Regions from separate parts of the Homo sapiens genome. Here region 2 is linked to region 1. Evidence: read pairs that join two places in POLR2A ChIA-PET (ENCODE). Cell type or tissue: K562. All regions are shown on one strand. Each heading gives the region's core, and the rest is flanking DNA. Links, peaks and the distances in the headings are about the cores only. Region 1 has its middle 40 kb from the start of PHF21A. Region 2 overlaps PHF21A (PHD finger protein 21A).

The links. Peaks named below come from ENCODE experiments on the same cell type or tissue, not always from the same donor. Only the 100,000 strongest peaks of a DNase experiment are listed, where the experiment ranks them.
Region 2: POLR2A ChIA-PET joins it to region 1 with 5 read pairs; 2 of 35 experiments call an interaction of 5 or more read pairs at or near these places.

What each region holds. Positions count from the first base shown.
Region 1 is chr11:46,159,749-46,162,676 of GRCh38, reverse strand. No RefSeq gene overlaps it. Among named protein-coding and RNA genes, the nearest start is that of PHF21A, 40 kb to the right of the region's middle. In K562, for the core only: no CTCF peak of the experiment used is centred there; no DNase peak of the experiment used is centred there; H3K27me3 peaks cover 457 bases.
Region 2 is chr11:46,101,408-46,104,335 of GRCh38, reverse strand. The region is part of intron 1 of PHF21A (PHD finger protein 21A); the gene reads left to right. Among named protein-coding and RNA genes, the nearest start is that of PHF21A, 19 kb to the left of the region's middle. In K562, for the core only: no CTCF peak of the experiment used is centred there; a DNase peak (open chromatin) is centred at 1,275.

The sequences.
Region 1 (2,928 bases), core at 284-2,783:
TGAGAAGTTTGAGCCAACTCTGCTCAGTTGGTTTCACTTAGGGAAGGGCAGAAAAATCCTTGTTCCTTCCTAGGAGAAAATAAATTTACATACATATGTATTTATAGGTCTATACATGTACTTTTTTTTTTTTTTTGAGACAGGGTCTTGCTCTGTTGCCTAGGCTGAAGTGCAGTGGTGCAATCACAGCTCACTGCAACCTCCATCTCCCAGGTTCAAGCAATTCTCCTGCCTCAGCCTCTCGAGTAGCTGGGATGACATGGGCCCACCACCACGCTGGGCTAATTTTTGTATTTCTAGCAGAGACGGCGTTTCATCATGTTGTCCAGGCTGGTCTTGAACTCCTGACCTCAAGTGATCTGCCCCTCTCGTCCTCGTCCTTATTTTTGTTTATTTATGTATCTTTAGAGAGAGGGGCTCACTCTGTCACCCAGGCTGGAGTGCAGTGGTGCAGTCATAGCTCACTGTAGCCTCAACCTCCTGGGCTCAAGCAATCCTCCCACCTCAGCCTCCCAAATAGCTGGGACTACAGGTGTGAGCTACTGCACCCAGCCCACATATATATTTTATATATGTGTATATATATATATATTATATATATATTTTATATATGTATTATATATTTTTTATATAATATATATTATATATATTAAATATATATATTATATATATATTATATATATTAAATATATATATAATATATATTATATATATATTATATATATTAAATATATATATTATATATATTATATATATTAAATATATATATTATATATATTAAATATATATATTATATATATATTTTATATATATATATATAGGCTGGTACAATCTTGGCTCACTGCAACCTCTGCCTCCTGGGTTCAAGCAATTCTCAAGCCTCAGCCTCTCGAGAAGCTGGGAACACCACACCCAGCTAATTTTTGTATTTTTAGTAGAGATGGGGTTTCACCATGTTGCCCAAGCTGGTCTCAAACTCCTGGCCTCAAGTGATCTGCCTGTCTCAGCCTCCCAAAGTGCGGGGATTATAGGCCTGAGCCACCACACCCAGCCTAAATAAGTTTATTATACACACACATATACACATTTGGGATCCTTTAATGTTGAGGTCTTTTAACATCTGGTTCACTCATACTTGGGTAGGGAACCTCGGCCAGGTAGAAGATCTTAGCAGCAACTATTGAGCTGCAGGGACTGAAGTCTAGAAGCAGGCGTGGAGCAAGCCTCTCCCTCTCTGTGTCCACGTGGGAGCACACTGCTCCTGTGCTGGAGCTGCTTCTGAGTCCCAAGTACTGCTGACTTTGCAGAAGAAAAATCACAGCACTTACTGTGTGCGTGCCGAGTGCTCTGAGAAAAGCCTCACATATATCATCTTGTTTAACCTTTATACAACCCTCTGAGCTAAGCATCATTAGAACGCCCATTTTTACAGATGAGAAAACCGAGGCTTAAGAGCCTTAGGCCAAGTTGTCCAAAACGGCATAGAGCTGATGAGCTGATGAGCTTCTGGCTCATGTTTCAGCTACTAGGATGTCTAGCTAAATCTTAGGCCTGACATGAGTGGGAAGTAGACTTCAACTAACCCTTCCGACACAGCACTTGGAAAAGGAGACGCCCCTCTCCCCATTTACTTTTATTTACTTTTTTAACTCTCTGGAGCACCCCTAAAACATGGCGTTTCTCCCTCTTCTTTAAATAGACAACCTAGGAAACTTTCTGGAGAAAAATTTAGCAATATTTATCAAAAGCCTTAAAATATTTATGCTTTTTGACCCAGAAATTGCACTGCTAGGAATTTATCCCATAACTCATATGTTTCAGGTCTCCCCAACCCATGGGTACAAAGGGCTCAAGTGTTACCTCCGCAGAGGAGCCCTGACCACCCCAGCTACAGTGCTTCTCCCCTCCCTGTTTTTGTCTTTCTTCAAAGTACTTGCCTCCAGGTGGAATGATAGGCTGTAACTGTCATAGAAGGTGAGTCCCCTGATAGCAGGGATTTTTCTGTTTTGCCCCTGCTTTATGTCCAGTGACTAAAATAGCATCCGGCACATTGTAAGCCGGCAACAAAGATTCATCAAAGAACGAATGAGCTTATGTTACATAAATACCTCAACTCCCAAGACTCTGAACCCTCATCGGCTTGGCTGGCAGCAGGTCTAGTCTTTTACAAATTTCCCGCGCTCTCACACTGCCAAGGTTCCTCTAGAAGTTTCCGTAAGTTTGTCCCTGCCATTGCTCTGCACTGCTGCCAGCAGGTGGAGGGAGACATTCAGTCATGTCCCCTGAGACCAGATTCCACATCCCCTGGTCTCCCTGGCAGCCTCCAAGGAGCCATTCCTGCCATGCCACCTGCACCTGCTGGCATCTGCAGCCACAAGTGCTGCTGCCTCTTTGAGCTATCATGTTGTTGCTGGTCATGCCAGGAGCTTAGCTCACCCCTTGCAGAGGCAGTTTCAGTCCACAAGTTGCCTTGGTTTCAACCTCTGCCCGTTTGTACAGGCAGTGAGGACCACCCCCTCCCAACTTTTGTAAAGTTCTGCCAGGGAGAGTTCTGTAACAAAGTTGCCTGGATCTCAACATGCTACAGCCTTTTCCATGCACCCCAACAAGTAGAGATGTCCACAAGGCACCTCCAGACTCAGGGCTGCTGGGTAGAGGGGGGTACACCAGGTGTGTCTGGAATCTGCCTTATCTCCCAGCCTCAAGCCCTGCACCTGGGTCTGATTCACCCTGAGGGAGCTTGTCTCTTCTTTAGCAGTGAGTTGAGGAGTGGGGAGTGGCACATATCAGAATCAGACTCTCTGGGTGGGGAAGGGTGGGGAAGAGAGACAGAAGAACCCCACCCCCACTTCCTTGAAAACACCTGCCAAGGGTGAGTGCATTCCTCCCGGCTTACTCCTCTGTCCTGAGGGTTCTTCTTTTGCAATC
Region 2 (2,928 bases), core at 257-2,756, 58 kb after region 1:
GTAGTAGACTAGGCATTGTAACTCTCAAGTCTTAAATACTCATCAGCTGGTCAGTCCATTGGGTCTGGCAAATTATGTGTATTTAACCCTTGAGAACTCATGCTTGGGTGTAACAACTAGTGGAAACAATTGTAGAACCCCAGAGATATAAAAGTGGCATACAAATGCTTTCTAATAATGATGGGCACAGTTTATTTGCTTTCTGATTTTGGGCATTTTGCCTTTGTGAAATTTCCTCTCATTTGGTGCCTGATGTTTTCTTATGGTAGTTGTTATTTTCTTTCTATATTTAATTGTCATAAGCTACCTATGTTGAGCCTAGAAACTGAGCCTGAGAACAAGTTGATTATGAGAAAAGGTACAATGATCTCCTCAGATTTGAGGAGTTTTGGGGTAAATAATTGAGTTAATATATCCATTAGAATGTATATATGTATCTGTCTTACGAATGTCTCTATCTTATAAGTGAAACCAGTAAATGAGGTAAGGGGAAAGATCATTAAGTGTAAAATATAATTAACTTTGTTCATTCACTACTGATCAGGATCTGAACGTTTTTGGTCTTTGATCCTTGATATGTTTTTTTCTGTGATTCAACAAATGTATTTGTAATAGCTTACCAAAACATTCTGAATATGGTATATGTTACCCTTAGCAAGAATTTAAGTTAAAGTAGCATAATGGCTCCTATTAACTTTTTGTTCTCACTAACCCAGCTGTACCATTTGATAAAGGTCTAGTAGGTGAATAGGTGTGTTTACTATAGGTGAATTGGTGTATATTTTATTTTGTCCCTGTTCCTAAAACATTGTATCTCATTTCTGAGGAGAAATTCCAACGAGTTTTTTAAAAAATAAAGTGGTGTACTTTGGCTCGACAAATATTTTTAAAACTAAGCAATTTTATAATGGGTTGTATAGTTATCTTTCAATTAAATAATTGTAATCTTACTTTGCAATAGAGTGACCAGTAGGTAAAGCATTATAGTTTTAAAATTAGCATAGCAAATATATAGTATTAAGTTTTCTTTACTTTAGCTCTTTGCAGAATCTGTAAAAGTTGTTTCCGTTGGTTGAATGGAATTGTGGAAACTTTAGAAGTATATTTCATTTTGATAAATATGTGTTAGAAAGAGATTCTACAAGCGTTTGGGGGTTGAGTTAAAGAATTATACAATTTTGAAAATCAGTTTGTCCCTGCTTAATTTGTAAAAAGTGGTGCTGTATGTGACGGGGGTGCAGTCCCATTTCAGCTCTGCAGGACCCTGTCCAGCCGGTGGTGCTCCTGTGTAGAGATGCCGCCGGTGATTGCCCAGACTCCCTGTGTTGCCTTTCCTCTCCTGCTTCTCTGCTTACCCTCTTGATGGTCTCTTTCCGTCCCCTGCCTGTTATTCATCCTTCCCTTCAAGCCACCACTGTTTTATTTCTATTTCTCTTAAAAACAAAACACTGTTGTAATTATTAGTTTTTAAACAGGGAGATACTGAGCTATTATCAAAACCTTAAGCTTTAACAGTTTGTGGGGATACCCCCTACTTTGGGCCCTCAGCTGGAATTTGGAGAATGGATAGCTTAAAATCACTTGCACAGTAACTGAATATTTGTAAAATACTTTATATCTGGACTAAGAGAGAGAATAGAAAAATACCTTTTTACCTCAGAAATTGCTGTATTTTCTGGTTGGGGTGAGATAGAGGCAAAGTTGAGGAAGAGGCAGGCATGTTACTTAACTAAAATAAGCATTAATTTATTAGACTGCTCTCTAGTCTCATGGACCTAATTGGAGAATTAAAAAATGGAAATTTTGGTGTTGTGAATTGCTAAAATATTTTGATTTATTAATTGAGAAGACTAGGCTTTCTTTCCTTGATTTGTAAATACAGAATACCACTGATGCCTTATTATATATTGATCTTTTACATGTCATTGGTTGATAGTTGCAAAGTAGCAGACCCTTTCCTTTTTAGATTTCTCCTAGTGGTTTTAAATTGTTAACATAATTGTTTGGTAAGAAAAATAAAACTTGGAAATTAATTATGGTTACATGTTGAGTTAATGTCTCTGCTGGATTTAAAATCAGTAGCTCCTGGTTAGGTGTAGTGGCTCATGCCTGTAATCCCAGCACTGTGGGAGGCCGAGGCTGGTGTATCACTTGAGCTCAGGAGTTTGATACCAGCACAGGGACAGGCGTGGTGGCTCGCGCCTGTAATCCCAGCACTTTGGGAGGCCGAGGCGGGTGGATCACAAGGTCAGGAGTTTGAGACCATCCTGGCCAACATGATGAAACCCTGTCTCTACTAAAAATACAAAAATTAGCTGGGCGTGGTGGCACATGCCTGTAATCCCCGCTACTCAGGAGGCTGAGGCAGGAGAATCGCTTGAACACAGGAGTCAGAGGTTGTAGTGAGCCGAGATTGCGCCACTGCTTCCAGCCTGGCGACAGAGCGAGACTCCGTATTTAAAAAAAAAAAAAAAAAGAGGGAGACCAGCACGGGCAACATGGTGAAACCCTGTTTCTACAAAAAATACAAAAATTAGCCGAGTGTGGTGGCATGTGCCTGTAGTCCCAGCTATTAGGGAGGCTGAGTTGGGTGGATTGATTAAGCCTGGTAGGTCGAGGCTGCGAGGCTGTGATTGTGCCATGCCACTGCACTCCAGCCTGGGCAACAAAGCGAGACACTGTCTCAATCAGTCAATCAGTTCAGTAGCTTCTAAGATCTATACCAGGCATTTCATCTATTATTTAATTATACTTAGAGAAAAACATTTGAGACAAGAGCCTTTATAGGATTTTAAATAACTTCTTCTTATGGAAATTTAAAAACATTTATAAAAATAGAGTGAATAATATAACCCCACGTACCTATTCCCTAACTAACAATTACCAGCATTTTGCCAATCTTTATTTATAGTGTGTAAAACATAACAG